4 separate regions of the Mus musculus genome follow, and all the other regions are linked to region 2. The links are chromatin loops, found by intact Hi-C in ENCODE. Cell type or tissue: heart. All regions are shown on one strand. Each heading gives the region's core, and the rest is flanking DNA. Links, peaks and the distances in the headings are about the cores only. Region 1 holds the start of Tacc1 (transforming, acidic coiled-coil containing protein 1). Region 2 has its middle 12 kb from the start of Thap1. Region 3 holds the start of Fnta (farnesyltransferase, CAAX box, alpha). Region 4 holds the start of Pomk (protein-O-mannose kinase).

The links. Peaks named below come from ENCODE experiments on the same cell type or tissue, not always from the same donor. Only the 100,000 strongest peaks of a DNase experiment are listed, where the experiment ranks them.
Region 1: a loop joins it to region 2, with 5 times the contacts of the local background. A loop is called at or near these places in 7 of 42 quality-filtered maps.
Region 3: a loop joins it to region 2, with 3 times the contacts of the local background. A loop is called at or near these places in 12 of 42 quality-filtered maps.
Region 4: a loop joins it to region 2, with 3 times the contacts of the local background. A loop is called at or near these places in 17 of 42 quality-filtered maps.

What each region holds. Positions count from the first base shown.
Region 1 is chr8:25,200,518-25,203,813 of GRCm38, reverse strand. It overlaps Tacc1 (transforming, acidic coiled-coil containing protein 1), which reads left to right and starts at 2,272. Exons shown (of 13, transcript NM_177089.5): 1 at 2,272-2,692. The coding sequence starts at 2,529. In heart, for the core only: a CTCF peak has its summit at 1,986; DNase peaks (open chromatin) are centred at 2,133 and 2,953; H3K4me3 peaks cover 1,629 bases; H3K27ac peaks cover 1,729 bases.
Region 2 is chr8:26,168,027-26,171,322 of GRCm38, reverse strand. No RefSeq gene overlaps it. Among named protein-coding and RNA genes, the nearest start is that of Thap1, 12 kb to the right of the region's middle. In heart, for the core only: a CTCF peak has its summit at 1,973 (motif pointing right); a DNase peak (open chromatin) is centred at 2,012; H3K4me3 peaks cover 545 bases; H3K27ac peaks cover 617 bases.
Region 3 is chr8:26,013,515-26,016,810 of GRCm38, reverse strand. It overlaps Fnta (farnesyltransferase, CAAX box, alpha), which reads left to right and starts at 1,201. Exons shown (of 9, transcript NM_008033.4): 1 at 1,201-1,430; 2 at 3,256-3,296. The coding sequence starts at 1,231. In heart, for the core only: CTCF peaks have their summits at 1,317 and 1,517; a DNase peak (open chromatin) is centred at 1,170; H3K4me3 peaks cover 1,551 bases; H3K27ac peaks cover 1,253 bases.
Region 4 is chr8:25,992,507-25,995,802 of GRCm38, reverse strand. It overlaps Pomk (protein-O-mannose kinase), which reads left to right and starts at 1,682. Exons shown (of 5, transcript NM_029037.4): 1 at 1,682-1,716. Gm31402 (a long non-coding RNA gene) reads right to left here and starts at 2,509. Exons shown (of 2, transcript XR_378826.3): 1 at 2,240-2,509. In heart, for the core only: a CTCF peak has its summit at 1,650 (motif pointing right); DNase peaks (open chromatin) are centred at 1,322 and 1,662; H3K4me3 peaks cover 1,295 bases; H3K27ac peaks cover 1,351 bases.

The DNA of each region.
Region 1 (3,296 bases), core at 571-3,070, 970 kb after region 2:
GGGCTGCCTCAGAAGCTTAGCCAAACTTGGAAAGACAAATGGAGACTGGTATGTTCATTTTTATAATTTACTGAATGTCTATTGAGTGTGTTCTCTTGTCCCAGGTCTCTGCAGAAGCAAATATATATATATATATATAAACGTGACATGGTCTCTGGCCTTTGGAATTTTATGGTCCAAAAGTAGACATGTTGCCCATGTTCTGCTAAGTGTAGGGTGACCTTGTATCAGGAGACAGTCTTGGCTTATGTCTGTTGTTCTGGTGTCATTACTAACAATGCACCTTTTCACTTAGTTTTAGAACTAAGTGAGACAGAATGGTCTGTATGAATATTCATGTATAAAGGGGGTAGAAAGTGTAGATAGACCAGTTGGTTTCCCCGCAGTAGTCACTGAGTTGAGTGACGAGAGAAGTTTGACCAGCCAAGGCCAGAGGTCTTTCGGGGAAACTTGGAGTTCAGATGGGAGAAGAGGTGTATTTCAGGAACGCAGAAAACCCTGCAGGCAAAGAGAGAGTGAGTTCTGGAATTAAGAGCCATGGTCGACTTACGTTAAGTATTGTTTGCCAAGTCTGCCCTTTGACAATGCCCCGAGGCTGTCATTAGACTGTCTAGACACCCCTGTCCCTTTTCTCCTCTTCCTCTTGCTTCGGGGCTAGGAATGGAGTTCAGGGCCGGGAGCCCTGCTGGAGATGCTGCCCCTTCTGGGGTACATCCCCAGTGTGGACTTGTGTTTGTACCATCTCTTAGGTGTTCTTGGGCATATCAAGGTTATATCTGGGTCTCTGCTGCTGATGGTTTGGGAAGCAGGATTAACCAGGCAGAGAAAGCCCTGAGGGACAAACTGTAATTCCGAGAAGTTCTGGAGTGCAGGAGCTATGCAAGGCACACGAGGATCGGGAGGAGGGAAAAAGAGGGTAGCAGTCTCGAGGAGGAGGAATGATCAAGCCCAGGTAAGGACTTACATGGGTACTATTTTCAAGCTACAGGGGTTTCTAATCTGAAGATTTGCTTGATCATAAACCCAAGACAACGACAGTTGGATAGTCTTGGCATAGTTCTTGTAGACCTAAAACAAAATGACTTCCGCTCACATTTTTAAAAAAAAAGTCTTTCAACACTTTTGACAGTCGTGTTTATCTCAGGCAAGAAGCAGTAATGGGCTCTAAAGTATACTCCTGCCTTTTTTTTTTTTTTATTATGGTAGGATACCTGCCAAGCCTTATCTTACATGTTTGCTTGTCTTTGTTATGAAGTGTATAAGACATTTGTGATTCATCTGCAGTACACGACGTGGTGCCAGCTTCTTTCAGGGTAAGCTCATGAGCATCCTGAAAATCTTCGCCTGACTTTGTTCTGAATTTTGGAGGCACACTCTCTGTGGGAATTGTAGCCACCTCACAGATTCTCTGAGACTGAGAAATGTCAGTATTATGGAAAACACACTGATGAGCTAATGGTCTCAAACTTGGCTTTGGAGGAAATGAATTCACTGGGAGAGAGGACCTGGGGCAGTCTCTTAGTGGAATCCTTCAAAGATAAAGGGGGGAAAATTCTTCTCTTCACCTTCAGAGGTAAAAGCCTTATTCTGAAGACTGTCACCAGATCTTGATGGCTCTGTACTGAAGAAGCAAAGGACATCAGAAACCAAGGACCCAGGAATTATCTGAAAAAAGCCTAAAGTTATGAAAAGAAAGAACAACAGGAAACGGCTCAGGCCGTCTTATCAGGGGGCAATTTTGCATCTATCCCAGGTCAGGGCACTCCGGAGCCCTCATGAGTGTGGCTTGGTGAGGGCAAGACAACTTCAATTCTTCTGTAACCTGGGAGCCTTCCAAATCCTGGGCGTAACAAGGATGGCGCTGACCAGTGTCAAGGATCGGGTACAACACTCTACAGAGGTTCTGAGTTGTTTTGTTTTTAAATAAGGGGCTTAACTTCTGTACAGCGCAGCTTCAGCCACGCCATTAAGTCCTAGCGGCAGGAAACACAGATAAAAGGGGAAGAGGAACAGCGCCGCGGCGCGCACACGCTCGGAAATGGACGGCGGCGGCGCGCGGCGCGCGGCAGGCGCGGATCCCGCGGGGAGGGCGAGCGCGGTCGAGCAGCCCCTGCCCAAGGCCGGGCGCGACCAGCGCGGCGGGGGGAGCGCGCTTCCAAGCGGCCGCCCCCGCGCGCCGCGCCAGTAGTTCGGTCCGAGGGGGCGGCTCCAGGGGCGCGGCTCCGCGGCGGCCGAGGCTGCTCCAGGCGGGAGCGGACCCCAGAGCCCAGCGACGCGGAGCAGGGCTGGCGGGGGAAGAAGCGGGCGGGCGAGCGGGCACGCGCGGGGGCGAGCTTCGGCGCGGCGGCCCGGAGGAGCGGGGGCGAGCGGCGCTGCGGGGCCGTGGGAGGAAGCGCTGCGCCCGGCCCGACGGCGCTCGTTGAGCCACATCCGCGGGTCGCCGGCGACGTTGCCGGCGCCTGTCAAGGCCCCTCCATTTTGAAGGAAGAGGCCGCCGTTCCCCCACCGCAGGGGCGGCAGCCGCGCTCATGGCGTTCAGTCCCTGGCAGATCCTGTCGCCCGTGCAGTGGGCCAAGTGGACGTGGTCCGCGGTGCGCGGTTCGGGCGCCGGAGAGGACGAAGCCGGAGGTCCCGAGGGCGACCCCGAGGAGGAAGAGGACTCGCAAGCCGAGACCAAATCCCTGAGTTTCAGGCAAGTACACCGCATCCCAGCCGAGATGCAGGCGGGCGCCATCCTCCCACCGCGGTCAATGCTGTGTGCGCGCAACCGTGTTCCCGGCTCTGCTGCCCGCAGCCGGGTCCCCGCTGTGTACCCGAAAGTTCGGGATGTTCTGTCTGCCCGTGTGCTTTTCGTCCTCTGTCTTCGCTGTAAGCTTTCTGAACCCAGCCCCGAATCCGCAGTCTGCGCATCCCGGTTTGCCTGGGTCGCTTTCTCGAAGCGTCGACACCCCGGCTCCGACGCAGCGGCACCGGGTAGTGGCAGTTGATAAGGCCAGGTGCGATTTGTAGCGTTTTCCCCTTGTGGGCAAGAAGTCGCTCCACCGCCCTTCTTGGCCCCGCAGTGTCCTAAAATGCAGCCTTGGTAAAAGAGGATCGCGTGATGACAGGTCCCTGGCAGCTGGTGAGAAATGGTGGTCTCTGCTGAGCTGTCACACGTGTGATTGTGGAAGGCAGGTGACGGCATTTTCAGCTTCCAGTGACTTCCAGACAGGTAGAGGCCTACGGAGAAGAACAGTATAGCTAGAATTGGCTTAGTTTGGGGGGTGGGGCGATATTAATTTTTACGCCCCTGGAAA
Region 2 (3,296 bases), core at 550-3,049:
TTTCTAAGTGTGAAGAGGGTCGTCTTTATGGCTTGTGTGATTCCAGGAGAAACACACAGCTCAGACTAGCCCAGTCTGTCCCCCATAAAGTAATCACAGAAATAAGATCCATACAATGACTTTGTGTGCAATTAGTGAATTGGTGAATACTAATTAATTCAATAATTAATACTCTTGAGTATAGAAAATAAATCAAAGAACAAGATGGATAACACCTAATAGTGAAGGAAAGAAAGAAAGAAAGAAAGAAAGAGAGAGAGAGAGAGAGAGAGAGAGAGAGAGAAGGAAGGAAGGAAGGAAGGAAGGAAGGAAGGAAGGAAGGAAGGAAGGGAGGGAGACAGGAAGGAAGGAAGGAGAGGGAGGGAGGGAAGGAAACAGGAAGGAAGGAAGGAAGGAAGGAAGGAAGGAAGGAAGGGAGACAGGAAGGAAGGAAGGAGAGGGAGGGAGGGAGGGAGAGAGGAAGGAAGGAAGGAAGGAAGGAAGGAAGGGAGACAGGAAGGAAGGAAGGAAGGAAGGAAGGAAGGAAGGAAGGAAGGAAGGAAGGAAGGAAAGAGAGGGAGGGAGGGAGGGAGGGAGGGAGGGAGGGAGGAAGGAAGGAAGGAAGGAAGGAAGGAAGGAAGGAAGGAAGGAAGGAAGGATAGAAGGGAGACAGGAAGGAAGGAAGGAAGGATGGAAGGGAGGAAGGGAGGGAGGGAGGGAGGGAGGGAGGGAGAGAGAGAGAGAGAGAGAGAGAGAAAGAAAGAAAGAAAGAAAGAAAGAAAGAAAGAAAGAAAGAAAGAAAGAAAGAAAGAAAGAAAGGAAGAAAGAGAGGACAGGTGGTCACAGTCCACAGTCACCGCAGCTGGCAAGAACCAACCCTTCTGGAAACAAAAAGTAAACAAAACAAAACAAAACAAACACAATGTTACAACTCAGTTACAGAAAGATTCCCAAAGAATTAAAGGATAAACAGTTTCAAGGCAGAGAGAGACCCAAGGTGGATTTGGGGGAGCTGGGATAGGTCCCATCCCTTGGCCCCGCAAAGCTGGAAGGGAGTCAGTATTGCACCCTTCCCATCGAAGGTGAGACAAACAGAAACTTCAAGTGTGCATGTCAAACGTCTGCTTCAGCATGGCAGCAGGGGGCCCGGCACTCCCCATGGGATCAGGGAAGCAAGGCCCTCACATTCTCCCCTTGTGACAGATATAGGGGCCCATAGCACGTGCATTCCGCAAAGCGAAAACGAATTCTAAGCCTTCTTTGTGGAAACACTGGGTCCTTCTAGAGTTTACTGAACACTTTTTTTTTTTTTTTGAGACAGGGTTTCTCTGTGTAGCCCTGGCTGTCCTGGAACTCACTCTGTAGACCAGGCTGGCCTCGAACTCAGAAATTCACCTGTCTCTGCCTCCCAAGTGCTGGGATTAATGCGCCACCATGCCCGGCTGCTGGACACTTCTTGACCCAAGGAAATCCCAGGCTTACTTTTGAACATTTTCTCCCCAAATGTCTACAGCAAAATGAAATTTCTAAAGGTGCAAGCAATTTTTTTTCATGAAGATGAAAAATATTATTTTTCAAAAGTAGGATAGCCAAATGGGAGGATTCCCTGGGTTGTGTTGCATAGGATCTCACCGTTTTTAAAAGCTGAGAACAATTCTTACCAAACTTACAAAATGTTTACAGTTTTTGGAACATGAGATTATGAGCAAGCCACTGTGTTTTAAGCCACCGAAACATACATTCTAAGTCTCAGACTCTTAGATCATAGGAAATGTCATTTCTGACCCTGTGAGAGCTATAACAAGTGTGTTCTTTTATGTATGTTTTTTTTATTTGCTTATTATGATAAGCAAGTTTCGGTGTAGTCACAATATGCCGCAGTGTAAAAACTGTGTGCACATGTGTGGAGAAGGTGAGATTGGCTGTACAGTTGGATTCCAGCAAATGCTTCCCTTTTCTGAGCGTTGTAGAACATTGGAGTCCTGGGTATTCCCAACACCAGCCAGCAGAGGGCAGAAGAAGACCATAAATGAAAACATCCGGGTCTTTGCTGAGCCCACTAGCTAAGTAAGGTTCCTCCTCTGCTTGAATATTATCATCTAGCACTTATGAACGTGGAGATCAGAGCTAGTCCACTTACTCGCTCACTAATACTCAGTAGGTGCAGAGACTTCAGCAAAGAACAAGCTGTCTCACCAAACCCCGATGTAGCCAATGGCTAGACTCGGAAAACTCAGTGAATTTGCAGTAGCCCGGGGAAAACTTGGGAAGGCATATCCCGAGTAGGACCTAAAGGCTATATTGCCAGGAACTGGGCAAGCTCCTGCAGATGGCAGGTACAATAGTTGGGGACAGTCTGTGCTGGAGGCTGGGTGTGCAGGCTATTCTGACTCCTGATACCTGCTCCGTCTGCCGGCATTTCCAAAGCTGTTTTTCTCCGACTGGAGTATTCTTTCTCTTCTTGAGAATTCATTGCCCCATGCTCGCTGTCTGCCTTGTTTCTGCCCCCACCAAGCCCTGTAGATTACAGGTTCTTAACCAGGTACTTAAGATTGCGTGTGGTAAATTATAATGTGGCTTTTATAGTCCAGGCAGCCTGACAGGCAGCCCTCTTTAAAAACGGAAATACATTCATTCCTACTGTGCCTTGCCTCCTATCTGGATGGAGAATGTCATATGGACTTACAGACTATATATTAAGGAAAAACAGTGAAAGGGAATGGTGAAAGCAAATATTAGAGATTCAACCTACAAAGGAACCAAGATCTTCTTGTGTCATATAATCTTTAGATTACGCTACCAGGTCTCTTTATAGGAGCAAGACTATTACGTTCTTCAGGTTGTCTTCCTCCTTCTGTAGGCATAGCTAAACTAATTGTGGGCTCAGGTTTCCAAGCAGCTAGTCACCCCAAGTCTATCCAGGGAGGGTTTTAGGTTAGACATCTATAAAGGCAGCGTCTTCTGTCAGCTTGATTCTACTCAATCATAGGCACTGAGTTGCCCGCCCATGGTAAAGTTTAAAGATATCAGAGAGAGACCCTTAAAGCCAAGGGTTGGCTGTCTTTTGTGACTCTGTGTCACGGGGACAGATAACACCTCCATGGTAGAAAGTACCCATGCTCTCTGTACTTGGAAAAAGAGAATTAGCTTTTAGTATTTTTCCACCTCATCAAAGGTGCCCGTTTTATGCTGCTGTGTGGTATGTTACATCTAAATGATCTTTAAACTTCTCTCATAGAAAGTTAACTTTGGCTATAAGCATTTTTAAGGCCCCCGCCCTTTCTCCTCCTGATATAGTTCTCTAGAATAGATTTCAG
Region 3 (3,296 bases), core at 283-2,782, 150 kb after region 2:
ACACAAACCACAAGGTAATGAGTAAATAATATATCCACCTGCCTCTGCCTCTGCCCCTCTGCCTCTGCCTCTGCCCCTCTGCCTCTGCCTCTGCCTCTGCCCCTCTGCCTCTGCCCCTCTGCCTCTGCCCCTCTGCCTCTGCCTCTGCGCCTCTGCCTCTGCCCCTCTGCCTAAGTGCTGGGATTACAGGCATGTGCCACCACTGCCCAGCCAATACTAGCATTTCTAAATCCTGGGTTTGATCACTAGCACAGCTGCACTGAGAAACTCAGCACAGAAAAGTTGGTTTGACTGATAACACCTGTGGGCTATTAGGATGTGGGGAAACTTCAGCTAAGATCACATACCGACCTCTGTTGGAATCCCAAAAGTCCCTTTTCTACCCTATAAAACCTCCAAGGCCCATGACCATCCTTGGATTTTTTTCTAATTAAAGGACAGTATGCTTATAAAGACATTTGTCTCTTTTATTCCCACTTTGCCTCAATCGGTTCTGATTTAAGAACCTTCCCTAGAATATATGGTGACCAGACACTATGGTCTTTGCGCTGCTGCGAATGAACCTGGTGCCTATTGTATAGTAAATATTTGTTAATTGAATATATCTATTCTCTATATTTAGAAAGGAGTTCTGCACAGATCCAAATTTAATTCCAAAGACACCCCCCGGATTAATAAAATGCTGCTATTTTATTATAGGATTATATAAACGCCTAGCACTGAAAAACATGTAAAGTGTGAAAGAATGTAAAGACCCTTTTAAGGTTAAAGTGGAAGCCTGAGGGGGGAAAGAGGTGGCTGGCTGTGCACCGTTTGCAATTCTTCACACTCCTAAGATGGTCCAAAAGAAGGGGGCCGCTGGGGACTGGAGATGTAACTCAGTGGTAGAGCACATGCCTAGCATGTGCAAGTCTTCCGGTTCCATCCTAAGCGTTGAAAAAGAAACAAAAGCAAGGAAACAGAAAAGTTACCCAACAAAGGAAACAACAACTAATAACACTGCTTGCCAATTAGCACCTAAAGGCCTCTGAAAACCTGCATTCGGGAAGGGGGCCCTGGAAACACAGCAGCGAGGACAGTAGGTATTCAGGCCAGGCCTCCGGGCCGGGCCCTCTACCCCACGCCTCTATGGTAGGACCCGAGGAACCGGAAGTGGGCCTCGCCGGGGGCGGGGCGGGCCGCGGAGGGGGCGGGGCCTCCACCACCACCTCTGCTGCGGACGGAGGCGAGATGGCGGCCACCGAGGGGGTCGGGGAATCTGCGGCAGGCGGCGAGCCGGGACAGCCGGAGCAGCCGCCGCCCCCGCCTCCGCCGCCGCCAGCACAGCAGCCGCAGGAAGAAGAGATGGCGGCTGAGGCCGGGGAAGCGGCGGCGTCCCCTATGGACGACGGGTTTCTGAGCCTGGACTCGCCCACCTATGTCTTGTACAGGTAACGCCCTCCTGCGGGCCGCGGCGCCAGAGGCCCGGGGCTGAGTGCGAGCGACGACGACGCAGCTCGGCGGACGGGGGCGCCCTCCGAGTCCGCGCCGCGCAGCCCCGGGTGGCCGCAGGCTGCGGCGGCGCTCTTCTGAAGCTAGGGTGCGGTGACACTTCCGTGGTCCCGCAGTGCTGCCCTGCTGAGAGCCGTGCATCATCCGAAAGGCGCCCTTTTGACAGCTCGCTATGGGATAATGTCACTTAAGCGGCCAGATCTGCTCTTTACAAACACTGTCGGGCCTTTGCGTGCCTTCTGCTGCCTGGAGAGAACTTTCCTGCCTTTCCTTCATCTTGGCCACTGTGCACATCCCTTCTGTCTTCCTTTCCATGTCCCCTAGTTCCTTGTCAAAAAGTACTTACTGTTTTTTGTAGTTCTACCTAAACCCTTTAGGTGACTCATTTGCCAGGCTTTCAGGAATGAGTGAAAGGCATTATAGAGGTTTCTGCAGTTGGATGACTTGAGATTGGTTGTGGGGTCCCATAGCTTCAGAACTTTCCTCTGATTTATGAATTATGTTCTTCGGATGGCTGATTTCCGAAGAACTAAATGACCGTGTTTGCCGTGCCTCTCTCCAAACTATAGGATATATATATATACATATATACATACATATGTATATATATATATATATATAAAATTAGCAGGTCATTCTTTTCCCCATATTCTTACATAAGGGATGCAATTTCAAGGTTAACTGCGTACCACAAATGTCTGCTGTCAGTAACTGATTAGTATAGAGAAGAAGAAAAGAATGTAAGTCAAGGCTGGCCACACTGAGCAGTTCATGGAAGTCTCCAGAAGTGCCAGTTGTTGCAGTCATACTGTTGTTTTGAGACTGTTCCCTGGATTGTTAGCATGCATACAGTATGCTATGCAGGTTTTAAGTACTCAAAATTATTCCTTCTCAAAGTTGCCTTCCAAAGTTGACTGGTAACATTATCTTCATCTTATAAATGAAGAAACCAACATCCAGGCAGATTAATGACTTCACACAGGAAGTTGTAAAGCTAATATTCTGGCTTAGGCAACTGTCAGATTCCAGAGCCTTCTCTCCCTCATGCTAGGCAGGCATCTCCACATGCCAGGCCCTCCCTCTGCCTAACAAGTCCCTCTGTAGTGACAATAACTCATAATGCTTCCTTGGACTTTGGGGGGAGTGTTGAAGTATCACATGTAGGACTTTGCGCCTGTGTTCTACCTCCTGAGATACATCCCCAGTCCTAATTTGAGTTTAAAAGGTTAGTTCCTACTAAAATGCATGTTTAAAAAAAAAATACTAACTCCAGAATCTTACTAAGTAAATGGGGGAGGCTAATTTTTAAGTTAAACCTTGGATACTTTCTAGAAGACCACATTTTGCCACACCATAAATTTGAAATTGTTGATTTATTAACTTTTATTTTTTAAAAATAGGCGTTTTCAGCCAGTTGGTGGTGGTGCATACCTTTAGTCCCAGCACTCGGGAGGCAGGGGCAGGTGGATCTTTTGTGAGTTCAAAACCAGCCTGGTCCACAGAGCAAGTTCCAAGGCTACACAGAGAAAACCTTGTTTTCGAAAAACCAAAAAAAAAAAAAAAAAAAAAAAAAAAAAGAAAGAAAGAAAAGTATTTTACTGTATGTGTGTGTGTGCCTTGTGTATGTCCAACCATTAAGATCTCCATTTGATTGAATGATTATTACCAATTAAAAACAAACAGAAACAAAAAACAAAAAAGCACCAGAATTGTTTTTCGTCTAACATGTTTGCATATAATCATGGGGAACATGTCTGTTTTCAGGGACAGAGCAGAATGGGCTGATATAGACCCAGTGCCCCAGA
Region 4 (3,296 bases), core at 388-2,887, 180 kb after region 2:
CGTGAACAGGAAGTAAGGCCTGTTAAGGAATCGCATCCTCTAACAGGGCTCCACTTCCAAAGCAGCCTGCCCCGCAGAGGACCACGTGGACCTATGCGGGATGCTTAGCATCAAAAGCACTACATCCATGTGCCATGAATAGCTCTTCATGTCAGGATGCATCATCACAGCATCACCTAATGTCACGTTTATTTGGTGTGTGTGTGTCCATGCGTGTGCATTTGGAGATCTAAGGATGACATGGTGAGAATCCTTCTCCCCTCCCCTAGGAGGGGTCCTAGGAAACTGAACTTAGATGGTCAGGCTTGGTGGCAAGCACGCTGACCTGCTGGCCATCTCTGTGGCCCCCTGCAGCATCATCACTTATTATAGCAAACTCTATATAACACACCTCCTGATTTTAGTCCTTTTGTAACAGGTTGCTTTGGAATTTATTTTATGTGGCTGGGTGTTCTGCGTGCTTATATGTCTGAGCACCACGTGTGTGCAGTGCCCTCAGAGGGCAGAAGCGGAGGAGGTCTAATCCTCTAGAACTCAGTTACAGGTGGTTGTGAGCTGCCAAGTGGATGCCAGGAACCCAGGTTCTCTGGAAGAGCAACCAATGCTCTTACCTACTGAGGGGGTCTCTCCAGCCCGTATCTGAGTCATTTTTAAGTGTTTATTTCAGTGGCATCCAATATATTCACATTATTTTACAACCATTACCTCCATCATCACCAGAAGTTTTAAAGCTTCACAAACTGAAACTATTCATTAAACAGTGTTCTTAATGGTGTTTTTTATATAATGCCTATAATTTATTTCTGAAATACTTGCTGTTATACATCCAGGTATATTTTCTACTATAAATAGCCCTGGTGCTGGAGAGATGGCCCCACAGAACCTGAGTTTAGTTCATATAGCATTGGTATCTGGGGGACCACAATTACCAGCAAGTCTATCTATCACTCCTGGCCTTTGAGTTCTCTGGCACACCACACACAAACGCATTTGTCAGTCTGAGAAGCAAAAGTTGCTTACAGGGATTCTTTGAAGGGAGTTTTGTCGGTTCCTCTAGTGCTTCCTAGATCAAGATTCTGGGTTCTTTAGCATGCTTAGAGTTTGGATAATAAACATAGATGGTTTTTGTTTTTACCCACACACTGTATGTTTTGATTTCAAATCTGGAAAATAAATCAGTTTAGAAGTAGATGATATGTCTGATTTTCCATTTCCCAACCTTACCCCTCCCATTTCACTTCCAGTACTAATACTAGTGTAGCACGCTGAGACCTTCCAGCCTTCGCATGACTTGAGGTTTGGCCCTGAAATCTGTGACGCGCAGCTTGGCGTCTCAGGCCAAAGCTCCAAAGTCACATAGTTTTCAAAGCCAGAGGCATTATCAGTGCACTGAGCCTCACTCTGCGATTTGCTCGTGTTGCTTTTCTGAGGATCACTCTTTGGCAGCCACCGCTTTGCAGAGAGTGTAGAGCTGTAGATCAGGAAGCAGCCCCTCTGAGGTCCCCAGTCCCAGGCTCAACCTTGCTGTTGCAGCCTGGCCTTCACCAGTTTGGCTAGAGGAAATGAGGACCAGGGTATGGATGACCGCGCCTACGCTGGCGCGGGCGTCCACTGTAAGGCAAGAGGCGGCCACCAGGAGGCAGCCTCACGCTCGTCTCCGACCGCTTCCGGCCGCGCAGGCGTCCTGGAATGCGAGCCGGATTTGGTGGTCGCCAGGTAGGCTCCGGGGCGTAGTGAAGCGGGACAGGGTTCTGTGGGGCCTTTCCAAGCCTGACCCTCCTGAGCCCCCGGACCCAATCCCAAAGTGGATCCTCTCATGGGGATCATGAAAACTAAACCGGGTACTGGTGCTGGCTCCTCCCGTGCTTACCGCGCACCCCTCCTCCGGGTGCACCATGCATTCCCTTTGGATGCTCACCACGCAACCCCTCTCCCGGTATCCATGGTATCCCAGTACCATGCACCGGGAGCTGCTATTGAACCATGTGAGCGGAGGCTGTCCGCCATGCTCTCGCTTTCTCTCCCCCTCTTTGTTAAAAACCAGTTTTAGACCTTTAGTAAATTTGATGCCCCCCGCCCCCACCTTCGCCTGTCCAAACTAAATAACATCCAGACTGTTTAAATAGTTATCGGGAAATGAAATTTAGTCTGAATTGGGTGACACCAGCTCCTTCTCGAATTGTGTAAAATATTCTGCATATTGGCAATTCATTTAGTTGACTTATTTCCCTTGACTAACCTAAGCAGTCGACATACAGCAGCTGGTCCTTTTTCACCGTTATCAAATAGCCTTGGTGTTTAAACAGTGCCGGAAGTTCCCGCTCTGCCGACCACACATACTCACTTCTTTAAGCTCTGGGCTGCCTGGGCGGTCCACAAGAAACAGGTGTGTTAATCGATTGCCAAGCAAAGAGGGTTCCGCATAGATCTGATAGTATGGATTCTAAGGCTGGAGAGATGGCTAGTGGCTAACAGCACTCGTTGCAGAGGACCTGGGTTCAATTCCCTAATAGCTCCCCACTGTCCATAATTTCCGTTTCAGGGAATCCAGCACTGTATTCTGACCTCCCTCGGCACCAGGCACACATAGCACATATTGTACAGTGTGCATGCAAGCGAACACTCCTGTGTATAAAATAAGTAGATTGAAAAATATGAATTCTGGGTTCCTGCAGCATTTTGTCAGTGTTGCTGGCCTTTCTTGCTATGGTCAGCTTTTAAAGGGGAAGGATTTTCTTGGGCTCAGCCGTGGGATTCTTTGCTTATGGCCTGTGGTCATTATGCTCGTCGTGGCGGGAGAGAGCGGTGGAAGAGAAAATTGAAGAGGGGAAGACCATGATGGGAGAGGTCATCTTACTTCCTGGCATCCTGGAAGCACAGAGACACAGGCTGAGGGCCCAGTGTCTCCTTCTAGGTCACGTGTTACTGACAGAAGCTTCCTTGTAGCAGACTCTGCCTCCTCGAGGTTCTGCTGCTGTCTGGTAGTGCCAACAGCTGGAGACCAAGTCTTTAATGAATGGGCCTTTGGAGGATGCTCACCCAGACCATAGGGGACTGAACATGCATATATGGTACTGGAGTATGAGTAGTGGGTGAGAATTTTTTTTTTTTTTTTAAGATTGTAAGTACACTGTAGCTGTTTCAGACACACCAGAAGAGGGAGTCAGATCTCATTACAGATGGTTGTGAGCCACCATGTGGTTACTGGGATTTGAACTCAGGACCTTCGGAAGAGCAATCAGTGCTCTTAACCGCTGAGCCACCTCTCCAGCCCCCAATAAAGACAGTTTCTGTGT